Regions from separate parts of the Homo sapiens genome. Here regions 1 and 3 are each linked to region 2. A link is a loop called in an ENCODE intact Hi-C map of the cell type or tissue named here. Cell type or tissue: endothelial cell of umbilical vein. All regions are shown on one strand.

Region 1 (8,000 bases), 130 kb after region 2:
TACAATTCTATTCAGCAACAAAACATTACATTGATATTACTGACACATGCCACAGCAGGGTGAATCTCAAAAGCATGATGTGAGAGAAAGAAGCCAGGTACAAAAAGCACAAAAGGGATTCATTCTTTCTGTTCCTGCCTGTCTCTGTCTTTGTCCCCCTCTGTCTCTGTCTCTGTTTCTCTCTCTGTGTGTCTCTTTCTCTCTCTCAGTGGTCGCTAAAATCTTAGAGAGATGAGGAACGAACTGAGAAGGCACATGAAGAAACTTCTGGAGATGCTGGGAAGTTTGATATCTTGTCTGCATGGTGATATCATGAATGTATACAACTGTCAAAATGATCAAACTGTACACTCTAAAGGGATACAATGGATGGTGTTAAATTGTAGCTCAAGAAGGGTGACTAAAAACATAAAAGAGGAAACAACAAAACTTTAAAAAACATACATAAGCTTTAACTACGAAGTATGAGTGAATCCTACGGCCTTTATAATGGTCATAAAATAGCTCATATGGTAAAGCAAATGTGCTCAAGTTCGGCTGCCTACAGTATAACTTTGGTTGAGCAATGTTCTCATTTTCTCTGTATCTCAGTTGGTATCTATTAAAAAGGAGTATGCTAACAGTACTTACTTCATAAAGTTGTGAGAATTAATGAGAAAATGCATGTGAAGTATTTCTCAGTAATTAAGTACCATTCTCTTCAGTAACTGCTGAGGGAATCAAAACACATATTTAATGCTGAGGAAAACTTAGTTATAAAGATATCGAATAAAATTCAGCTTATAGAGGTTAAGAAAATATGGCATAATCAAACATAATTGATTTAGATTTAAAGTGGTTAAAATGCCCCTGTAAAAATCATTTCATCCCTGTCGTTCTTATAACATCCTTACTCTTTCATCAATTTCTAATTTGGTCATTGCAAAACTTACTTAATTTCTTTCTCTCCAACTCAGAAGTTTCATGAAACAAAATATACCAGAAGTAGCCATTGGCTCACACAGTACCAGACACCTAGAAGATGCTCAGTAAATAGGCATTAATCAGATGAACGGAGGTTGGCTAATTAATGGGGCACCTAGAAGATGCTTAGTAAATAGGCACTAATTAAATGGATGGGGGATGGCTAATTCATGGGCTGCTGTATGACTGAGCACGGAAGTGTGTGGTATATTGCAATGATTTACATTTTTATTTTCATTTCTAAGCTGTGAACCCCATTCATCACTAGAAACCTTACCAAAAATTCTGATAGGTAAAACAGGCAAACCGAGCTCTGTGCTGCATGCCGCTGTTAGGGAAAGCAGGAGCCTAGGGGAACCAGACTGCTGCCATTTTAAAATCAACTTCATTTTCAAACTAGCAAGGTACATTTCTTGCCAGTCACGACCCATGGTCCTAAGATGCTTATAGTTGAGGAAGCAGCCTAAAGATACCTACAAGGACATGCTCTCACAATAATGGAGAATCCAGATGTCCCAATACCCATAACGATAATAAGCTTTCAAGATAACAAGTTATGTTTTGATATACTCACATACTAAAATGTCAAGGATAGACTGGCGCCAGGCACGGTGGCTGGCGCCTGTAATACCCGCACTTTGGGAGGCCGAGGCGGGTGGATCACCTGAGGTCAGGAGTTCAGGACCAGCCTGGCCAACATGGTGAAACCCCGTCTCTACTAAAAATACAAAAAAATCAGCCGGGCGTGGTGGCGTGCCTCTGTAGTCCCAGCTACTCGGGAGGCTGAGGCATGAGAATTACTTGAACCCAGGAGGCAGAGGTTGCAGTGAGCCCAGATCGCAGCACTGCACTCCAGCCTGGGTAACAGGGCTAGACACCGTCTCAAATAAATAAATAAATAAGTAAATAAATAAATAAATAAATAAAATGTCAAGGGTAGTTTTCTTTAAATCAGTAGAATAATATATTTTGTCATGTCATCTTCTCACTCTTACATAGTCACAGCTTAGTTTAGTCTTTACATAGAGAAGACCCCTATATAAGAAAAACTTAAAGATGGTGCATTCCTCTGCTTGTTTTCTCAGGATGCCCTACTCTGTAATCGGTAACTTTCAATAAACTATCTCTTCCCACTACCAGGCATTCCTCTTCTTCCTTTCTGAGGGCATTCTACTCCATAGAGCAGTTTTTAATAAACTTGCCTCTTTCACTGCCCTTTGTGACTCACCTTGAATGCCCTCCTGCGTGAGATCCAAGAACACTCTCTAGGGGTCTGGATTGAGAGTTAACACTGCCTCCCACCTCCACTCCACCTATCTTCCAGTGGCAGTCACGAAAAATCTTCTCAATATGCAGTGGGCAGGACCTGCAAGGAGTCACGAAGGACTGACAGGAATTTCACAAGGGAAAAGGGAAAGACTGATTGGAGTGGGAAATACACATACAGGATGCCAGGCAAAGCCTGGGCGGAAGGGGCGGGGCTTCGTTTAAAGTGCTTTTCAAACATGCTCCTTGACTTCCTGTTTCTCTCTGCAGTCTGTTTTCTACCTTCCAAAGCCTAGAGCTTCCCAGAACCATTTCTCCTCTGGGTCCTTTCCTGACCATGCCAGGAAAAGGAAATTTCTCCTGACATTGCACCTTCATGGCACTTACTGCACTTCATCAAAGCTAGAAATGCCATAAATTGTAAGACACACCATTATTTCACACACCATTAAGAGAAAATGTTGCCAGTTAAACTATGACGGTATTTTTGTTTTTTAATGACTTGAAATTCCTATTCTAACTTACTGAATGAGCTGCTCTAGGATTATTTAGACATGGAAGATGTGCAACTGGTGATTATGAATTTGACTTCTTTAATACCTTTAGCATTGACAACATACTTCAAGAGCACCAAGGTTTAATTAACATAACCTTGTAATTTCATTTTTTTTTCCCTGACTGAATCACACGTGGCTGGAAGTTAGATGGCTTTGTTCAGTCAGCAGGAAGTTCAGTGGAATTTCAGTGCTTTAATGTTAAGTCCTGCACAATGAATGAACTGGTAACACCAGCTTCCTGGCACTTTGACATTTCCTTCATCTAGTGGCAGATTGTATTTTCCAAATACAGCTGCAACAACATCTCCTAGACCATATGTTCTAGAAACTTGCTACTTTCCAATCAAGAGGTGAAGTTAATTCCCCTCCTCCAGAATCTGGATGGCTTCTGAATCTCTTGGAAACCAACGGAATGCAGCAGAAGTGACTCTATGTGACACTGGAAGCTGGGTCATAAAAGATTTGGCTTCGACCTTGCTCATGGGTCACCAGCTCTAGCTCTTGAAGCTTTTGGCTTCCATGTAAACAGTTCAGCTAATCTGGGTCTGCCAAGTTATATCAAAGCCCAAAGTAGTCCATGCAGAGAGATCACAGGAAGAGGCTTGGTGGCTACAGAAAGACAGAAAGATGCCTGACCTGCTTCCAGCTGCTTCAGCCCCCCCACTGTCCCATCTCCAGACACGTCAAACTGCAACTGGATGACAGACATTAAGCTGGAACTTTGCAGGCAAGCCCTTTCTTAGCCTGACCCATGGAGAATGTGAGAGATGATAAAATTATTAGGATTGTTTTGGAGTAATTTGTTGTGTAGCAAGAGGTAACTGGAATACACCTATTTCCAGGAATTTGGCAATTTCTCCTCCCTTTAGGTGCACTGTTTGATCTGTGCTAGGCAATCCTTTCCAGTTGTCTCAGGAACAGACATAACTGGCTGCATCTATTTGTTGGCACAGGTTATGCAAAACACTTGGGTTGCTGCTTCACAAAAACATATGGACTTGTGATCACATTTACTTCATTGATACAAATATTTCCTCTATTAACATATCATACATGCCTTGCAGCACTATTTCCATTCCTTTATGTATGTAATAACTTTTTTCAATGAGAAACCATACAGTACTTTTCTTAGAAGATATTTTAAATGGCACTATAACTCACGATATCCACAGTGAGCATAAGTCATGCAGAGAGGACGATCGGGTCAAGGCCAATTTCTAGAATATGCAATCACAACTACATTTTGAAGACTACCTCGCCATCAGTGGAAAAAGATGCCACCCATTTAAAGACACATCCCAAATGTGAGGCATTAAAATACGAGACTTTAGAATTAGAGTGAAGGAAGTATGGCCCTCTCCGTTCCTCTCTCATGGCAGGTATCATATATGATTTTTGCCTCCTACTCTAGGTATTTGCGTACATCAACGTCAAAAGCGTGATTTGAAACATTCTGTTTATCTCCCAGTTTCAACTTCATCCTTTGAGCACTGCCTTCTATGGGGAATCCTTCAATCATCCAGAGAGGTTCCATGTTAATATCACACTTTGTGACCTCAAATCCTAAGATCTGATGCATAGACCTTTTGGGGGCAATTCTTCGCTCACTTCTCACTGGCTGTGAGTTTCATTCCCTACAGTGACTGTTCCAAACCTTCCCTGGTCTTCATAATTTCCCAAGATCATTCCTACCAACTAGAGAATTGAATAGTAAGATATCAGAGGGGTAAGAACCAAGATTTGGTGGAAAACAATGTTGAATTTGCAGACTTTTACTAAGCAACTGAATATCTTTCTGGAAGGGCTGTAGTAAGGAGTAGGTAAAAGTTATATGCAAAATGTTTGACATCAGAGTGCCTAAGGATAGTAACGTTAGTCTTAGTTTTCCTTATATTACCTCCTATTTTGCAGAAAGGATAAAGACAATTTCTTTCAATTGTTCTCCATTTCATCTAAAAATTCATCTGTATCTACATTTACTCCACCTATCTTCATTGCCTCTTGTCTCATAAAGAATATCCCCGTTCTCCTGAGAGTGTGACTTGAACACCATAGTGGCTTAGTTTCTTCATAGACAGATTACAGGTAATGGAACTACCCACTTCCAGGGTTGTTCATTAGAATGTAATGAGTAGATACATCTTAAAACTTCAGGTCGTTTCCTGGCACAGGTTAAGTACTAAATGTTAACAAGTAATCTTAGCATCTTGAATTTCTCATACTTTCCTCTAGTGGTCAACAGGCCCTGCTTAGATAAATATAAGTTGTTTGAGGTGGAGAGTGGGAGTGGATATGGTGCTTTCAGGTTTGAGTGTGTGCAGTATTAGAAAGAAGAACGAGAGAGTTGGAAATGAAGCTAAAACGATTTCTGTCATTAAATTAGGACAGATCATTTCTTCAGGTTACTGGTTTCATCATTGTTTTTCCTTAGTCTTTGTTTTTGGAAAACCTGATGGAAATTGTACCTTGAATAAACAAGTTAACAAATATTTATGGATTAACTGAATATATAATTTGCTTTCACATGAGAGTCAATGGAAAAGCAGAGTTCAAACATAGAATTTCACTTTAGTCAACTTTCAAGGGGTCATTTTTTTTAATTTGCAGAACAAATTCCATGAATAATAGGACTTGGTCCAGGCTCCTAACCATCTTTCATCCTTGGGTGTATCCATCGGCCTAGGAACACCTAACACCACGTGATGTTTAATCCTACAGCAAACCATCGACACTTTCAGCTTGAATGATCATGTATCACTTAGTTTTCAAGGTACCACCTTCACTTCTAAGGATAAAACAAAATCCAAATGTTAGATTTATTTTTTTTCCAAATATTGATAAACTTTATAAAAAGGTTTAAAAAATCTTTCATTATTAATTCATTAGCTTACTTCATTCATTTTTCTTGTTCCTTTGGACTTGACTAACGTGGGTTTAAACCCATTGTTGCTCCCTTATGGAAGTTATTTTACCTTACTGGGTAACTGTTTTCTTCACATATCAGATACTGTTTAAGAGGCAGTTTTGAAGATTAAATGAGATAAGGTTGAAAGCAGGTAAAAGGGTACCTGGAACATAATAAGTGATTTAACAAAGCTTAATTTAATGGCAAACTCCCCTGATTCCTCTTGACATTTTTTTTTCTTTTCATATGGGGGCTGGCCTATAAAGAGAATTTAATTCTGTCATCTGGGCATTTTATCTTCTTAGTCTCCCAGCTTTAAGAGATTAAAAGGGTTTTTAAACATTGACGTTGCTGGAATTTTATTTACAGTTCATATCTGTTTAATTTTTAATACTCCATGGATGTGTGGAAATATTTTTTTCCTCCCTTTCTTTTTAGAAAAGAATTTCCCCCAGGTTATCCTCCATTAAAAGATATGCTTTAGATAATCTTTTCTGGAGACAGGATAGAAACCATATCCATGCAGATATTAACTAGATTGACAAAGTTGTTGAGATTACTGTAAAGTACACTCTAAATTTATATACTAAACTCCTGGAGTATCTAAGTCATTGTTAGTCATTGTTCATATTTATTTTAAATAAAAAATCCTTCTGGATTGTGTAAGAAAAATCAGTAACTGTATTAACAAAATACAGTTGAAGGCCTCCAACAGGACAGTGGAGAGATCATCTCCATGTAGTGAAGACCAAGCGTGGTGTGGACCATGGTCCCAATTGTTATATCCACAATTCACCAGTGCCATGACCATCTCTCCTTAATCACACTTGACATCTTTCTGCTGACTTCCAGGGCGTGAGGCTTTATAATCAAAATGCTAACTCAGAAGAGCTAGGCAGTCCCTTCCTTAATAACTTGTGACCTAGCTCAGACATTTATATAAGACCTTGTTAGAGGCCTTGTTAGAGTGATAGAAAAACATAAGGCTATAACATCACACACACACACACACACACACCCACACACACCCACCCCAGGGTAAGCGCTCAGCTCTTTCGTCTCTTTCACACAGGCCCATTTTCTCTGTTTCAGTTTAATTCAAGTGCATCTACCTCTTCTCCACTGTTGACACCAGAAAACTCCCTTCCATATGCCCTTGTGGAACTCACTATACTTCGTTCAACAAACGTTCAGTGACTACCTGCTATGTGTCCAGAATAAATTAAGAATACAGTTTATGCCCTTTATCTTCTTGAATCACATTTTCTCCTGTCTTATGCTACTCTTTGGTTCAGAAATTCGCTAATGCCATGGTTCATATGTTTCAGAACATTGATTTACATTTCTTACATTCATATAGACAATATTTAGCATTAATAATTCAGCTATTAGTACGTGCTTCTGTATACAACAAAGGCAAATAATTTGTCTGTAAATAAAGTGTGATTTGACTAAGGTGTTTGGAATCCACAGTTGGGCACAGCACTAGGTAGGTGGCCTAAGGCACACAAAAAAGCACTGATTTCAAACCCTGGCCTTGCCATTAAGCAGCCAAGGAGATTGGAGTAAGTTATGTAGTTTCACTAGACTTCCGTTTCTTTACATGTAACATGACTGGTTTGCCAGATGATCTTTCTGGACCTTAGCTCTAAAAAATTAGATTCGACCATGTGTCTTATGTTTTGGTATTGCACTGAAAATATAAAATAAGAGACTGATATGGTTTGACTCTGTCCCCACCCAAATCTCTTCTTGAATTGTAGCTCCTGTGATTTCCACGTGTCATGAGAGGGACCTGGTGGGAGGTAATTGAATCATGGGGCCAAGTATTTCCCGTGCTGTTCTCGTGATAGTGAATAAGTCTCACGAGAACTGATGGTCTTATAAAGGGGAGTTCCCTTACACAAGCTCTTTCTGCCTGTCACCATGTAAGATGTGATTTTGCTCTTCCTTTGCCTTCTGCCGTGATTGTGAGGCCTCCTCAGCCATGTGGAACTGCGAGTCAATTAAACCTCTTTCCTTTATAAATTAGCCAGTCTCGGGTGTGTCTTTATTAGCAGCGTGAGAACAGGCTAATACAGAGACACTTCATGAGTCAAAGTTTTCAGAAATGATGATTGGCTGCTGAGTTGCTCAGTTACATTTATTAGTCCAACACCACGTGCTTTAAATAGGACTCAGCACCCAGTGGGGATTAGCATGTGCCTTAGTTTGAGAATCTGAACTCAAGTCATTTGTTAAGAAAGTGCTCCCAGGAGAAACTGAGAAGCAAGTCTGAGACGTTGAATAAGGAATGGAAGAAGCCAACC
Region 2 (8,000 bases):
TGTGTCTTTATTAGCAGCAAGAAAACAGACTAATACAGCCATCCCGATTGGAACAGGTCAGAAGATTTCTTCAACATGGTAAAGATAATAGACTACTTAATAGGCTTGAACATTGTGAAAGGAGATTTACACAATTGGGGGACATTTGGGAATTAAATTCATGATGGTCATATAGAAAAATAAATGAATCAAACAAAAGTTAATTGTTAATTTTAGGGAAAGCCCAACATTGCACAGAAAAAAAAGTAATTGTAGTATCATGTTGTACCACATGGCTAGGCTGTGAATAGTGTTCATATGGTCATAATTATGTAAACTCCAGCTAATGATCTACCCAAAATATGATCTAACCCTGCTGAGAGGAGGGGGAAGGTGGGAAATGTATGAAGAGTGAAATTCTCATATTCCAAAGACAGAAGAAAATAGGTATTTTCTAAATCTGAAAAAAACCAATTAGTAACAAAATAGGCATACAATGTAAAGATATTTAGGTAAGCATTTTAAAAAATCCGTTGAGAAAGTTGAATGCAATTGCCTCCAGGGAGCAGAAAATTGTGGTGAGTGTTGGGTAGAAACTGATGTTTTTTATGTCAAGACGGGATGCTATTAGCTACTTTATGTGTTTGTGAAACTTGGATAAAATAACAACTAAGTTAAAAAATAAGTAACAAAAGAATATACACAGTATTACATATTTTATAAAGTATAAAGCCAAACAGTATATTGTTTAGCGACACATACATAGGTGCATGGGAAACCATAAAGGTAATGAAAAAATGAATGACAAAGTGGATGGAAATTTTTTTAAAAACATACAAACCAACAACAACAGGATATAGCAATTAGCTGGGGCAGAGGGATAAGAATGGAGAGGGAACTCTCAGAAAATCGCAACAGTGTGGGTAATGTTCTGCTTCTTAAGTGGAGTAATGGGTTCATTTTTTTTTTATAATTCTGCTTTGTAATTTGAGCATATATAAATTTATATATACTATATATAAAATGTATATGTATCGAACATTTTATGAAAACAAAAGATGTTGTCTTTATAAAATGCATTAATGAAAACCTATAGAATATTGATCGTCTTTTAATCTATAGCTTGATTTCAACTTTTAGCAGTAAATTTAGAAAGTTCACAGAGATGATCATTATGTGTAATGAGCATCAGGACTTATTATAGGTCAATTGACATCAAGAACTTAATGATATGGGGATTTTCCATATTGCAGTTAAAACTATTTAACAAAAAAAGAATTCTCAACTTTTCTTCCTTTGAACTACTAGAGAATTATTGATGTTTATGGTCTTCGTCTTTATTTGGGTTCTACTTGAGATTAATTGTGGCCTGCCCCACACTTTACCTAACTGCTTTTTATGTTAACCTAAGCTACCCCAATACCCATTAGCACTGAGTGCCATTAGCAGTGATATTACCTCCTTGACTACTCATGCTGAACTCACGTGTAATAACAATGAGGTAGGCTATTAGGAAGAATTCGTCTTACACAGCACGACTGAAAAACACTTCTAAGTCTTCCCCAAGTGATATAAAATGCACCAAAAGTTATAACAAGAGAACATCCAATCTCCATAAATGGCTCTATTTGTCAGTAGCTTTATTTTCAATACCAATTGTTGGAAAGTAATGTACTTCTATCCACGTTTCAAACTGTACTTACTGGTAACTAATTTGCACAGCCTGAGAGATATTTATTTGGGATGACATTGAACTGAGCTTTCAATATTTCTGATCTCCATCTTCTCTTTGGATAGGCCATCTCTGACAGAGCAAGAGTCAAAAAATATGTATTTGAAATCTGCTGATTGTCATTTGGTTGCAGTGCTTTATTTGGAAAAACTACTTCCAGGAACTGTGTTGGGATGCCAAAGCTGACTAGACTGCACCTTTGCCTTTAACATTACAGATTTTAAAAAAAGTTAAAAAAACAAAAAACCCTCATTTTTTTCAAGCAATATCCCATATACTTACAGTCCAACTGATATTTATTGACTATCTCTGACATGAATAGCTCTAATAAGTTATTTTCCTATTCGATGACACAAAGGGATGAAACAACCAAAACAGCTGTCAGATTAAGAATGCTGTTGTCACCATCAATTAAATCCCTTTGCTAGATAGCTCTGACCACGCACCTGTTTCCTTTCCTTTTCCTTTTTTTTTTTTAAATGGAGAGCTACTCTCCCCCCCTTCCCCTTCTCCTTGTATTGAAAGAAAGGCAGGAGGGGAAAGGGACGATAATTTAGCTGAAGGTCAACTAGGGCACCTGCTAATGGCTCCCTCTCCTCCCATCACTGATTGCCTGAAAATAGGAAATCAGCCCAAATCTATTGTTGTGATCAGGGAGCAAAAGCTGTAATGCTGGTGAGTGAGCACGTGCTTCTTCCTGCCTCTTTTTCCTTCGAAGAAAAATGATTACTACATTTAACTGACACACTGTAGAGCAAATCCCTTCTTTAGAGCTCATCAGTCTGAAGGGTGATGGGGATGCGGCCCAGAAGAACTGGTCTCCCCTGATGAAAACACCTGCTGCCAGAGCCGCCCACCGCCTCTTTCCTCTCGCTTCCCTCACGTTTCCATGGTTCAAGGTGATCCTTAAAACCATGGATGAAGTGTGAGGCTTGCAATGTGTCAGCACCTAAAAGTGGGTACGCTAGGGTATCCTGGATTTTCCTGTGTTTGGGAGAATAATCAGCGATGACTCAGTTCTAAGAGCAGGCCAGACCCATGATGGGGAGAGAAAAAGCAACTGTGAGAAGCTGATGGTGTCCCAGCCTGCATCCAGTCTGACCCTTGTCTGTCCTTCCAGACAGGATATGAGCAAAGTTACCTAGCAGCACCAGCGGGAACTGAGCCAATGAAAACCCCCTGCCCTGCTGCATTCTAATTTCACAGGTGCCCCCGCCTTCCGGGCACAACAGGAAATGAGTCAAGGCAATGATGATAATGAGAGGAAGAAAAAAAGTGCTTCCTCTGTACAAAATGCTTACACACAGGTAATCTCATCTTTTAATTGACTTCTTCCTCAATGCAAAGCAGGTTATTGTCCTTATCTTTAAGAATGAAGACATAGATTTTCTGAGAGAGGTGAAGGTGATGTATGAGGTCACATGAAGGTCACAGCTAGGAGCTGACTCAGCTCATGACACCTCTCGGAAGACGGGGAAATTTCCAACTGAACTTTTTGTAGTTAATACTTGAAAACTTTTGCCTCTCATGAGACTAGGTTTTTTTGAATATTATTTTAAAATGTTTTATTTCCTGACAGTATACAATCTTTATGGTAGGTAATATATTCTTAGAGATGCCAAGAAAAAAAAATTATTATCACCATCTACAAACCACTGTGAATTTTTGTGCTTCCATGGGATACTAAGAGTCAAAGACTTTTTATATTTTTAAATCTATCATTTACCTTTTAGCAAGTATCTGGTTAGTAACTTGGCATAATGTTTTACTCTCTTCATTTTTTTTTTTTAAGAGACAGTCTTGCTCTCTCACTCTGATGGGAGTTCAGTGGCACTATCATAGCTCACTGCAGCCTCGAACTCCTGGGCTCAAGCAATTCCTCCTACTTCAGCCTCCTGAGTGGCGGGGACTACAGTAGTGCGCCACCAGGCTAATTGTTTTATTTTTTGGAGATACAGCATCTCTCTATGTTGCCCAGGCTGGTCTCGAACTCCTGGCCTCAAGCAATCCTCCTGCCTCAGCCTACCAAAGTGTTGGGATTACAGGTGTGAACCACCGTACCCAATCTCTTTTTCATTTATTAAATGAAATTAATCAAATTTACCTGATTTGAAAATTTGAAAACAATAAACTGCTAAGCATACCTGTATTTTGGCTTTAGTTTAAAAAGTGAAAGATGGCAAATGTTTCTTCAATTAAAAATGCAGTCACAATATAAGCATAAAATAACTCATATAACATATTAGGACTACCCAGGAAACAACATATGCAATAAAAAAAATAGTGACAAATATAGAAATACTGAATTTGTAAGGTCATTCAACTTTTTGTACTCCAGCAGCAACAGATTATGAACTGGTTTTATTAAGCACTGTAGCCCCAATAATTAATTTAAAGGTTGCAGCTAGCACAGTGTCTGGCCCAAATAAAGTATTGAGTTAATATATGTTCCCTGATTAGCTTGCTTCAACTGCTTCACAAAGTTTACTTACATTGAAAAATCATGTTGTACCTAATAAATACATCGAATTTTTATGTCAACTATACCTTTTAAAGTATTATACATATATAGTCTCTAAATAATAACTAAATGAGCTGGTGTTATAATGAATCTGTTTCATGATTTTGAATTATTTTACAATAACGGTAACGGAATTCTTAAAGTCTTTAGCAAAATAAACATACGTTCATTCTGTACCTATTTTTGGATCTATAAATCATGAAGTAAAAAGTATTCAGGCCACTCAAATGACATATAATTGGACATAAAGCCTGTGGTAGCATGATTTTAATTTTAGGAGAAATTAGTCTCTCTGTAGACTTTATTCTTATGAAACACTCTCCTATTTCGTTTTTCCTTTTCTTCTATTCCTCCCAGTCGCTGCTCTTAGACATCATCAATGTGCTTGTGTGTATAAAAGGCCGTGGCTCCATTGCGCCCCCTGGTGTGAAGTGTTTGTTCCACCAGAACTCCGAATGTCCAGAATTCCATCTCCATTTTGCTTTGAAACATTGAGTTGACTATTAATATGACCATATTAATGTGATCAAAATAAAAAAGCAACAAAACAAAATTGAGAGAGGACCCTAACCTCTGAGCTCCATCTTCCACCACCAAGTCAATTTTAGTCCATTCACAAGGCTTCAAAAGATTTTAAAAAATACACTGTGTAATGATTCAGGCCTCTATATAGGTGGTAAATGGCAAAGTGCCCATCATCACTTTTTTCTGGACTCATAACTAAGTTATACTATCTCAGGCCCTAGCACAGAATCAAACATAATCTCACATTAGACCCACTCAGTACAATTTTATGAGACATTCTTTCTTGCAGACACCAAGCCAGCCCACAAATATCACAAACTGTGTAAAATACATTCATTTTTATTCTGATGTGATATTCCATATTATGGACTATTTTGTTACTTTAGATTTGTTGCTCTCAGTGGTGATATTATCCAGTTGATGATTTGATTTTCTTTTTGTTCTCATAGCCCCAGATGGACTACAAATACAATATAATCAGTCCCTAACATACGAGTGAGCAGTGTTCCTAAAGTGTATATATAACTTAGTCATTTGGAACTCAAAATACATTTTCCCACAGAAAAAAATTTAAAATATGATAATTCGTTTCCAAGGGTAACCCCTAAAATCAATTTAACCCAGATTGAATTGGAAATATTTTACTAACAGTACCATTTCTACTAAAGTTGGCCAACCATTTATAAAATTATTTGTCCAGGAAAATGAATTCTGAGGTTTACCTTAGGACTACCAGAAACACTCCTCTCTTTCAGAGAAGTAGAAAGACCATCTGGCTTCTGACTGGGGGGCTGCAGGGGGTCTGGCTGGAGTGACCACGCAGATACTCTTTAAGGGCTGGCATGTGCATGGGTGAGGAGAAAAAGGCAGAATTCATACCATTTCCCCAAATCACTACCCGGCCTCTGTCCTACTGTATGGGAAGAACGCTCAGTATTAGATGATTTCGCATTTAGGAGCACGTAAATCCTTCAGCTGAAAGATGCCACGGCATCTACTGTGCTTTCAGGGACTCTCCCCAGACACACAGTGAGAAAGGGATTATGAAATGTAGGAGAAAGCACGCACCCACTCACTTATCAGCACACTCAGTGATCCCTGTGATATTACAGCTACTCTGACAGGTGCTGGGGATACAGAGGATAGAGATGGATAAGGAACTGTCCCTGTCCAACGGGCTCACATTCTAAGCAGGAGTGACAGATATCTATCTAAAGGGTGGTCTGCAAGCATAATAGAAAACACAAGCAAGCATTGTGTTGTAACTTCAGGGGGCTTACATGATAGCTGGGGATACATAATCAACAACCAAAAATTAAATCGGAATAAAGAACATAATATTTCAGATGTCACAAAGGAAACTAGAAGCAAGAGGTGAGGGAATAGTGTACCCTGTTCCTTGACCATAGAACCCCCCTTTTCCCATGGAATATCTTACATCACTCAGAACATAACTGTGACATGAAAGAAAACTCAAGGATATTTGAGTGTGGAAAATAAGTAGTATAAATCCAAGAGAGGGAGAAACTTTTAATTAAGCCATGCTAGGTTAACCCCTGTGCTTATCTTTGCTTCTGTCCAAATTTCTCTAAAAAGGTAATAAAGATAACAAAAATAATGGAAGTACACAAGGGATAAGAGAGAATGAGAGAGCAGACAAGGTGATTAAATTCTGAAACATGGACAGCTGAACGCAGGGAGTAACAGACAGAGCAGAGAGAAGAAACCCAAAACTCAAGGCTGGTAGTGGAGTGTCAACAAGAAATTATGTGTTTTGCACCAAAGAACTCCAGCATGTCCTAGGAATTGGAAGCCACAGGTGCCCGGAGTTGAAATGGAACTCGCTGAATTGGTGCAGTTGAACCCTCCATCCTCCTTCCCCAGCCAGTCCCTTCAGCTCCCAGGGGAAGCAGGTTTACTTGCTGGAGAGGAGGAATCACAGAGGCTGTGGAAATGGGAAGGAGACAGGTCATGCAAACACAGGAGTTGGGAGAAGGTATGTCCTTCCCACCTCTGTGCCCCATTTGCATCTCAGAACATTGTCTGACAACTACTAATCTGAGTTGATAACCTCTATTCAGGGGAGGTTAGAGTGTTTTACTCAGGGGCAATGGATCAGCAAGGGGATGGGGGGGATTAATACTTGGGGTCTTCCAAAGCAATGTCTAGGTCCACTGGTAAGACATGAAGTTCATTTGTGCACAAAGAGCATCTGATCAGAATTTTAACACTTCTCTCTTAGACACAAATGGGCTATTAAGGTCATGGGACTTGTGAGAAAACTCCAAAACATTAGATGGAACTCAGAGGAAACAGATTAATTCAGAGAGCAGAAAAAAATTTCCTAAAGGATTATCGTTAGTGTCCTTACGAAGTTATAAGAGGAAAGCATTCATTAACAAAAAGGAGAAAGAAACAAAAAGCACACAACAATAAGAAAGAGCTCTTAGAAATTTCAAAAGAAGAGAAGAAACTAGAAGAATTGTAATGATTCCAATACACACAAAAAGACAAACGTTTAAGGTAATGGATAAACTGGTTATCCTGATTTGATCATTATACATTGTACCCAAGTATCAAAATATCAGACACCCACAAAATATGTACAATTGTAACATATCAATTAAGTTTTTTAAAAAGAAATGAAAACACTAATAATAATAAAAAAATTTAAAACTTTAATAGAAAAGCTGGATGACAAAGTTTAGTATATGTTCTAGAAAGTAAAACAAAAAAGTCACGCTGGGCGCTTTGGCTCATGCCTGTAATCCCAGCACTTAGGGAGGCCGAGGTGGGTGGATCACCTGAGGTCAGGAGTTCAAGACCAGCCTGGCCAACATGGTGAAACCCCGTCTCTACTAAAAATACAAAAATTAGCCAGGCATGGTGGCAGGTGCTTGTAATCCTAGCTACTCAGGAGGCTGAGGCAGGGGAATAGCTTGAACCTGGGAGGTGGAGGTTGCAGTGAACCAAGATTGCACCATTGCACTGCACTCCAGCCTGGGTGACAGAGCAAGACTCCAAAAAAAAAAAAAAAAAAAAAAAAGCCGAAAAGATGAAAAATAGGGGAGAAGAGAAGAGATGAGAAAACTAGAATACCATAGATGAGATATGATCATATATCTAACTAACAGGAGTTTCAAAAAGCCAGATAAAGAAGAGAGAAGAAACTTACGAGGAACAGGAATTTATAGATTGAATGAGCCCACACAAGAGTAGCACAATAAATAAGAAAAATTCATA
Region 3 (8,000 bases), 55 kb after region 2:
CTGCTTATGTTGTGTATCACATTTATTGACATGTCTATGTTGAATCATGCTTGCATCCCAGGGACAAACCTCAATTGATTATGGTGTATGATTCTTTCATATACTGTTGAATTTGGCTTGCTATTATTTTGTTAAGGATTTTTGCATCCATGTTCATCAGGGATATTGGCCTGCAGTTTTCTTTTTTTGTAGTGTTCTTGTCTGTCTTTGGTAATGCTGACCTTGTAAAATGCGTTTGGAAGTGTTCCCATTCTCCTCAATTTTTTTGAAGAGTTTGAGAAGACTTGCTATTACTTATTCTTTAAATGTTTGAAAGAATTCAGTAGTGAAGCCACCTGGTCCTCACTTTTTCTTTTTTGAGAGATTTTTGATTGGTGATTTAACCTCCTTATTAGTGGTACCTTCAGATTTTCTATTTCTTCATGATTCATTCTCGATAGGATGTATGTATCTAGGAATTCATTCATTTCTTCTAGGTTATCCAATTTGCTTATATATAGTTGTTCATAGTAGTCTCTTATCCTTTGTATTTCTGTGATATCAGTTGTAATCTCTCCTCTTTTCTTACTTTATGTATTTGAGACTTTTCTTATTTTTTTCTTAGTCTAGCTAACGGCTTGTCAATTCTGTTTTTCAAAACATGTCAATTCTGTTTTTCAAAACACCAATTGTTAGTTTTCTTGACCTTTTCTATTGTTTTTCTAGTCTTTATTTATTTCTGCTCCAATCTTTGTTATTTTCTTCTTTCTGCTAACTTTGGGCTTAGTTTGTTCTTCTTTCTCTGGTTTCTTAAAGTTAGGTTGTTATTTGAGATCTTTCTTTTTGCTTAATGTAGGTGTTTATTACAATAATCTTCCCTTTTAGAACTGCTTTTGCCTCATCTCATAAGTTTTGGTATGTTAAGTTTCTATTTTCATTTGGTTCAATTTTTAAAAAATTTTCTTTCAATTTCTTCTTTTACTCATTGGTTGTTCAGAAATATGTTGTTTACTTTCCTTATATTTGTGAATTTTCCAGTTTTCCTCCTGTTATTGATTTCTAGTTTCTTACTTTTGTGGTTGGAAGAGATAATTGTTATGATTTCAATATTTTTGAGTTTGTTAAGGCTTCTTTTGTAGACTAATATATTGCTATAAACTGAAAGTTTATGCCTCCCTACATTTCACATGTTAAAATGTAATAATCAATACATTTTATGATATGATATGATAATTAGGAGCCAGGGCCTTTTGGAGGTGACTAGGTCATGAGGTGGAGCCCTCATGAATGGGATTAGTGTCCTTATATAAGAAGCTCTTGCCCCTTCCATTAGTGAGGACAGCTGTCCATGAGCCAATAAGCGGACCCTCACTAGACAGTAAATCTTCTGCCACCTTTATCTTGAACTTCCCAGCCTCCAGAACTGTGAGAAATACATTTCTGTTGTTTAAAAGCCATTTAGTTTATGGCATTTTGTTATAGCAGCCCAAAAGGGCTAAGACACATATAAGGATCCTGGAGAATGTTCTATGTGTGCTTGACATGCATGTGTACTCTGATGCTGTTAGATGAAATGTTCTGTATATGTATGTTCAGTCCATTTGGTCTAAAGTATAGTTGAAGTCCAATGTTTCCTTATTAATTTTTTTGACTGCATGATCTTCCCATTGTTGAAAGTGGGGTATTGAAGTCCTCTACTATTATTGTATTGCTTTCTATTTCTCCCTTCAGATACATTAAAACTGCTTTTATATTTAGATGCTCTGATGTTAGATGTATATAAACTTATTATATCCTCTTGATGAAATTATCCCTTTATTATTATATATCGACCTTCTTGGTTTCTTGTTTCAATTTTTGACTTAAGCTCTTTTTTGTCTGATATTAGTATAGTTACCCTGTTCTCTTTTGGTTTCCATTTGCATGGAGTATCTTTTCCTATTCCTTCACATAAACCTAGGTGTAACTTGAAGTTAGAGTGAGTCTCTTCTAGGTAGCAGATTAAAAAAAAAAATCCATTTAGCCATTCTTTGTCTTTCAAATGGAGAATTTAGCTCATTTACACTTAAAGTAATTATTGATATGAAAAGACTTACTACTGACATTTTAGTAATCCTTTTCTGACTGTTTTGTAGTTCTTACTTATATTCCTTTCTTCTTCTCTTGCTATTTTCCTTTGTGATTTGATGATTTTTTAAAAAAATACTGTATGTTTTGATTATCTTTATATTTTGTGGTCTACTATAGGTTTTTGTTTCGTGGTTACCATGGGGCTTGCATATAACATATTATAGTTATAAAGTGTATTTTAAGCTTATAACAACTTAACTTCAATTGCATACAACAACTCTCCACTTTTACTTTCTCATTTTATGTTTTTAATGTCAGACTTTACTTCTTTTTATATTGTGTATCCATTAACAAATTATTGTAGCTATAGTTATTTTTAATACTTTTGTATTTTAACTGTTATACTAGAGCTAAAAGTGATTTATACATCATCATTACAGTATTAGAGTATTCTGAATTTGACTGTACTTACTTACTCTTACTTACCTTGACCAATGATGTTATTAATTAGTGTCTTCTCATTTCAGCTTGAAGAACTCCCTTTATCATTTTTTGTAAGTCAAGTCTAGTGGTGATGAACTCCTTCAGCTTTTGTTTGTCTGGAAAAATGTTTATTTTTCCTTCATTTCTGAAGGACAGCTTTGCTAGATAAAGTATTTCTGGTTGGCATTTTTTTTTCTTTTAGCACTTTGACTATATCATCCCACTCTTTCCTGGTCTGCTGGGGTTTCTGCTAAGAAATCTTCTGACAGTCTAATGAAGGTCTCCTTGCATGTGATAGGTCTCTTTTCATACTACTTTCAAAATCCATCATCTTTGCTTTTTGACATTTGATTATAATATGTCTTGGTGAAGTTTTTTTTGGCTTGAACCTGTTTGGGAACCTTTGGGCCTCATGTATCTGGATGTCCATATTTCACTGCACTTGGAAAAATTTTAGCTATGATTTCTTTAAATAAACTTATTTTCCTTCCTCTCTTTATTCTCATTTGGAGACTCCTATAATGCATATATTCTTTTGTTTGGTGGTGACTTGTAAATCCCATAAGCTTTCTTTGTTCAATTCTTTTTTCTTCTTTTCTCCTTTGACTGCATAATTTCAAGTGACCTGTCTTTGAGTCCACAAATTCTGTCTTTTGTTTGATCAAGTCTGTTGTTGCCTCTCTATTGCATTTTTTATTTCATTCATTGTGTCCAAGAGTTTGTTTAGTTAATTATTTCTGTTTCTTTGTTAAACTTCTTGGCTGGGTGTGGTGGCTCATGCCTGTAATCCCAGCACTTTGGGAGGCCAAGGCGGGTGGATCACTTGAGGTCAGGAGTTTGCGACCAGTCTGACCAACATGGTGAAACCCTGTCTCTACTAAAAATACAAAAATTAGCCAAGCGTGGTGGTGGGCACCTGTAATCCCAGCTACTTGGGAGGCTGAGGCAGGAGAATCGCTTGAACCTGGGAGGAGGAGGTTGCAGTGAGCTGAGATCATGCTACTGCATTCCAGCCTGGGTTACAGAGTGAGACTCTATCTCCGAAAAAACAAAACAAAACAAAGCTTCTCATTTTGCTTATGTACTTTTTCTGATTTTTTTTTTTAGTTGTCTGTGCTTCTCTTATAGCTCACTGAGCCTTCTTTAAACAATGATTTTTGAATACTACTGTCAAGCAATTCATAAATCTTCCTTTCTTTGGGGTTAGTTATGGGAAATTTATTGTGTTCCATTGATGATATCATGTTTCCTTAGTTTTTCATGTTCCTTGAAGTTTTGTACTGCTGTCTTTGCATTTAAATAAGCAGTCACTTCCTCTAATTCTTACTGACTGGCTTAGGGAGAGAAATAACTTGGCCAGTCAGCCCAGCTAGGTATTCTCTGGATCCCTCCCTCCCTTCCTTCCTTTTCGCTTTCTTCCTTCCTTTCTGTGTCTCTCTCTTTCTTCGTTTCTCTCTCTTTCTTCCTCTCTCTGTCTCTCTCTTTCTTGTGAAAAGGCCTTGCACTGTTGCCCAGGCTGGAGTGCAGTGGTGTAATCATGGCTCACTGCAGCCTTGACCTCCTGGGCTCAAGCAATCCTCATGCCTCAGCCTCTGGAGTAGCTGGAACTATAGACACACACCACCACACCCAGTTAATTAAAAAAAACATTTTTTTGTAGATACAGGGTCTCAGTAGGTTGCTCAGGCTGGTCTCAAACTCTTGGGCTCAAGTGATCCTCCTGCCTTGGCTTTCCAAAATACCGAGATTACAGGCATGAACCACTGTACATAGTCTCAGACCTTTGCTATGGATGCATCCAACCCACTCTCATCTTCTCTTTCGTATCTTAAGATTGTATGCCTTCTCACAGTCTCACTGAGTCACAGTGGATGCTCAGTGCCTCTGCTTTTTTCCTCAGGGTGATGCCCTAGGGAAAAAAATGCTCAAGTTTATGTGCCTTCTCCCAGTCTTGCAGAGGCAAGCTGGCTGATTGTGCAGGCTCCCAAGCCATCTGCAAAGGCTCACACTCACTGTGCATTGGGAGGAAGACTGGAGGGGATGAGAGGGAAATGCACAGGGATCCAGTCACAGAGTGTGTGTGAAGGTGAGCCATGACAAACATTGGAAGTCCTCATGGGGACATTTGGAGTGGGTGTGCTGTTGAGGCATCCCAAATGGCTTTTAAGTGGACTACCTGATGGAATCTGAGAAGACGGTTAGTAGGTTACATGGCCCTTTGTTGAGTTTCCTGGTTAGTTGCTGTGAATCCCTTCCTCTCTTCCCTGCTCCCAGGCTCCCCCAGCTACTCAGTTATGCTGATTTTTTTTCAGTATTCTGGGTGGGGCAAGAAAGAGATAGGCCTCTTGAGTGCATCCTGCACAGCTGGGAAGGCCGGGAGCTCATTCACTATGCTTTTTACTTCCCTTCATGGGAGAAACTTGTGGACCACGTGGGTCTCTCTTGTCACTGACCTATGCCAAATTGGGGGAGGAGTAATGTGGGTAAAATGAAACTGTTCTTCTTACCTTCTTCAGTGCATCACTTCTTAGATTTTTGGTCCAAGAACATGCTGAAGCTTCTCTGGACTCTCAGACTCCCACAAAGTTAATCTTTTTCATGGGTGGCTGTCTAAATTGGTGCACTGTAGGGAGATGAGGGTAGAAAGCTCCTATATTCCTCCATTTTGCTGACATTACTCCTCTGGAACACTTGACATTACAAAGATGGCAATATGCTCTAAATTCCTCTACAGATTCAATGCAATCCTTATAAAAATACTGACTGCCTTTTTTTGCATAAAATAATAACCTGATCCTAAGATTTGTATAGAAATGCAAGGAACCCAAATAGCCAAAATAATCTTGAAAAAGAACAAAGATGAAGCACTCACACTTCCAAACTTTAAAACTTATTATAAAACTACAGTAATTAAGACTCTGTGATACTGACATAAGGATAGGCATATAAATCAATAGAATACAATTAAGAGTCCAGAAATAAGCCCATACATTTGTGGTTTATTGATTTCAACAAAGTGGTTATAATAGCCAAAAATTGAAAAAATCCAAATGTTCATCAACTTATTAAACAAAATGTGACATATCCACACAATGGAATTTTTTGACAACAAAAAGAAATGCAGTACTGATACATGCTATGACACAGATGAAACTCAAAGACATTATGCAAAGAGAAAGAAGCCAGTCACAAAATATCACATATTATATGACCCCATTTATATGACATGTCTGGAATAGGCAAATGTACAGAGAAAAGTAGGTTAGTCATTACCTAGGATTTGGGACTAAGTGAGGGGAGAATGGGCAGTGATTATTTTGGGGAGAGGATGATGAAATTGTTCTAAAATTAGGTTACAGTGACAGGTATGCAACTTTGCGAATATTCTAAAAACCTTTGAATTGTACACTTTAAAAAGGTGAACTTTATGGTATGTAGATTACAGTTCAATAAATCTGTTAAAAAGTTGAAAGAAGCATTTTCTTATCACTGATGTGTCCTAGGTAGGCATGGTTACTTCCCTGGCATTTATGGTTACTTTACTGCCATTTTCGGTTAATATGGTCAATTCAGATGGTTAAATGTTCCCCGTTCATACCTAACCCTCCATAACTATAAGAAAGGCATGACTACCCAGACATGAAAACTCTACACTCCACAGGATTCTCAACTTAGTCCACTAAAAAAAAGTTTAAGCTGCTCTTTATATTATCTTCATTTCCTGTAATGAAACACTTGTTTTATTCTAGCCAAACAACTCCTAGGTACTCATGAACTCCATTCATTTTCTTCTTTTCTCACTCTTGCTCTCACTCTCTTCTCCCCTTCAAAGTAATATCCATTTCCCAAGTATAGAAATCCAGTCTTTAAGAAAAGTTACTCTTATTTATTACTATGATGATGTCATCTCTACCCTCCTTAAATCTACCCTCCTTAGAAATACACTGAACATAAACTATATGCCAGACTCTGATTACCACTGAGGATCCAAAGACAAATGACACAAATTTCTGGCTGGAAGAAGCTTTCAATCTAAGTGACGTGACAGATACGTGTACATGCACTCAACGAGTATATGACAACATAAAACAATGCAACAGGTGCAGAAGAGGAGTATAATTACTTTCAATCAGAAGAGATGGAAAGGCCTCCAAATTCAAACAGATGTTTGTAAATCTGTCATACTGTCAGTTGACTTCAAAGCTTTACAAGATATCATGAATCAAATTCCAAAGTTAAAGAACAAAATATAGGACTTAATAGTTGATCCCTTTTCATAAATGGAACCTACTAGTTAATTTCATATTCATGTGGACCCTATAAATATTAATAGGATTAGGTTATAAGATGGGATTCCAATAAAAGGAACCAAAAGAATGTGAGGACGCTAAAAATGAAACTAACATTTTAAAGAGTGAGTATTTCTGAATCACAAAATGACACTCTTTTATAGCCAAAACCTCCAAATCAAATAAAAACCAAATCAAACCAAAACAAACAGTACTCTACCTCCAAATAGATAAATGTGGTGTTTCTTAAGGCTTGATCTTCTCACTGTCTACAGGATTCCTGTACAATTCATGGTCACTGTGACAGTGACCCTTTGAGCTACCCTCGAAGACACTGAGAACCAAGAAGGAAGATTGGCTGTATGGCGCCATGCTCGTAGGAACTTTGACTAGTTCTTTAGTTGATGGTGTCACTCCACACTCTCTGTTGCACATTTTGATGTGTACTTTGGCATTGCATGAATGGCTCTCTTCCAAAACCTGGAATCTTGAGTCAGTTTTTGAGCTTTTTCATGTATAAGGATCATCCTAACACAATAGACAAAACAAAGTGAGATGGAAAGCAAAGAGTTTCTTTTTTTGGGATCTGAGGTAGCAAATCCCCACTTCCTCATATGGCAAATGATGATACATCTCCTGGATTTTGCTCTCCACAGGACTTGACCTTAATTAGTCTCCTGGCCCTTGAGGATTTTCCTGAATCACCCATCACTCTTTCCACTTGAATCTATCTGGTGCAAGACACCTATTCTACTGATCTTTGCATCCACAAAGGGTGCCCATCATCATCTTCATTCTTAGTCAGATTCTTGGTCCCTTTTCTTCTTGCACAGCCTTGTTCAGCCCAGAATGACATCTCCCTCATAGGAATTTAACTTTCCAGTGTTCTGTTATGCGCTTGGTTCATGTCTGTTTAGTGAATGAATAAACCAATTCTATCATTTTTTAAAGAATTTATGTAAAGACAAATAGAATAGTTGTTCTCCAGTTCATTTATTAGTCAGCTGTCTGTCAGTTATATCACTATTCCTAGGACCCAAATAGAATGGGTAAAATTCCAACTTTAAAAACCTGCAGGATGAGAGAAAATGAAATCTGCTACTATCTTTTAATGTTTTTAAACTGATAGGTAATAAGAAAGTTACCAAAATCAGAATCAATCTAAAATATTTTTTTTCC

The links. A loop is a pair of places that touch in the nucleus more often than their neighbours do. Peaks named below come from ENCODE experiments on the same cell type or tissue, not always from the same donor. Only the 100,000 strongest peaks of a DNase experiment are listed, where the experiment ranks them.
Region 1: a loop joins it to region 2, with 9 times the contacts of the local background. A loop is called at or near these places in 2 of 110 quality-filtered maps.
Region 3: a loop joins it to region 2, with 3 times the contacts of the local background. A loop is called at or near these places in 2 of 110 quality-filtered maps.

The regions. Positions count from the first base shown.
Region 1 is chr6:148,016,349-148,024,348 of GRCh38, reverse strand. LOC124901423 (a long non-coding RNA gene) reads right to left here. Exons shown (of 2, transcript XR_007059804.1): 2 at 1-5,571. Among named protein-coding and RNA genes, the nearest start is that of SASH1, 320 kb to the left of the region's middle. In endothelial cell of umbilical vein, no CTCF peak of the experiment used is centred here; DNase peaks (open chromatin) are centred at 2,418 and 3,038; H3K4me3 peaks cover 261 bases; H3K27ac peaks cover 1,748 bases.
Region 2 is chr6:148,141,763-148,149,762 of GRCh38, reverse strand. No RefSeq gene overlaps it. Among named protein-coding and RNA genes, the nearest start is that of SASH1, 200 kb to the left of the region's middle. RefSeq lists an enhancer at 2,133-3,332. In endothelial cell of umbilical vein, a CTCF peak has its summit at 4,644 (motif pointing left); DNase peaks (open chromatin) are centred at 2,862 and 4,622; H3K27ac peaks cover 3,132 bases.
Region 3 is chr6:148,086,296-148,094,295 of GRCh38, reverse strand. No RefSeq gene overlaps it. Among named protein-coding and RNA genes, the nearest start is that of SASH1, 250 kb to the left of the region's middle. In endothelial cell of umbilical vein, no CTCF peak of the experiment used is centred here; a DNase peak (open chromatin) is centred at 3,745; H3K27ac peaks cover 996 bases.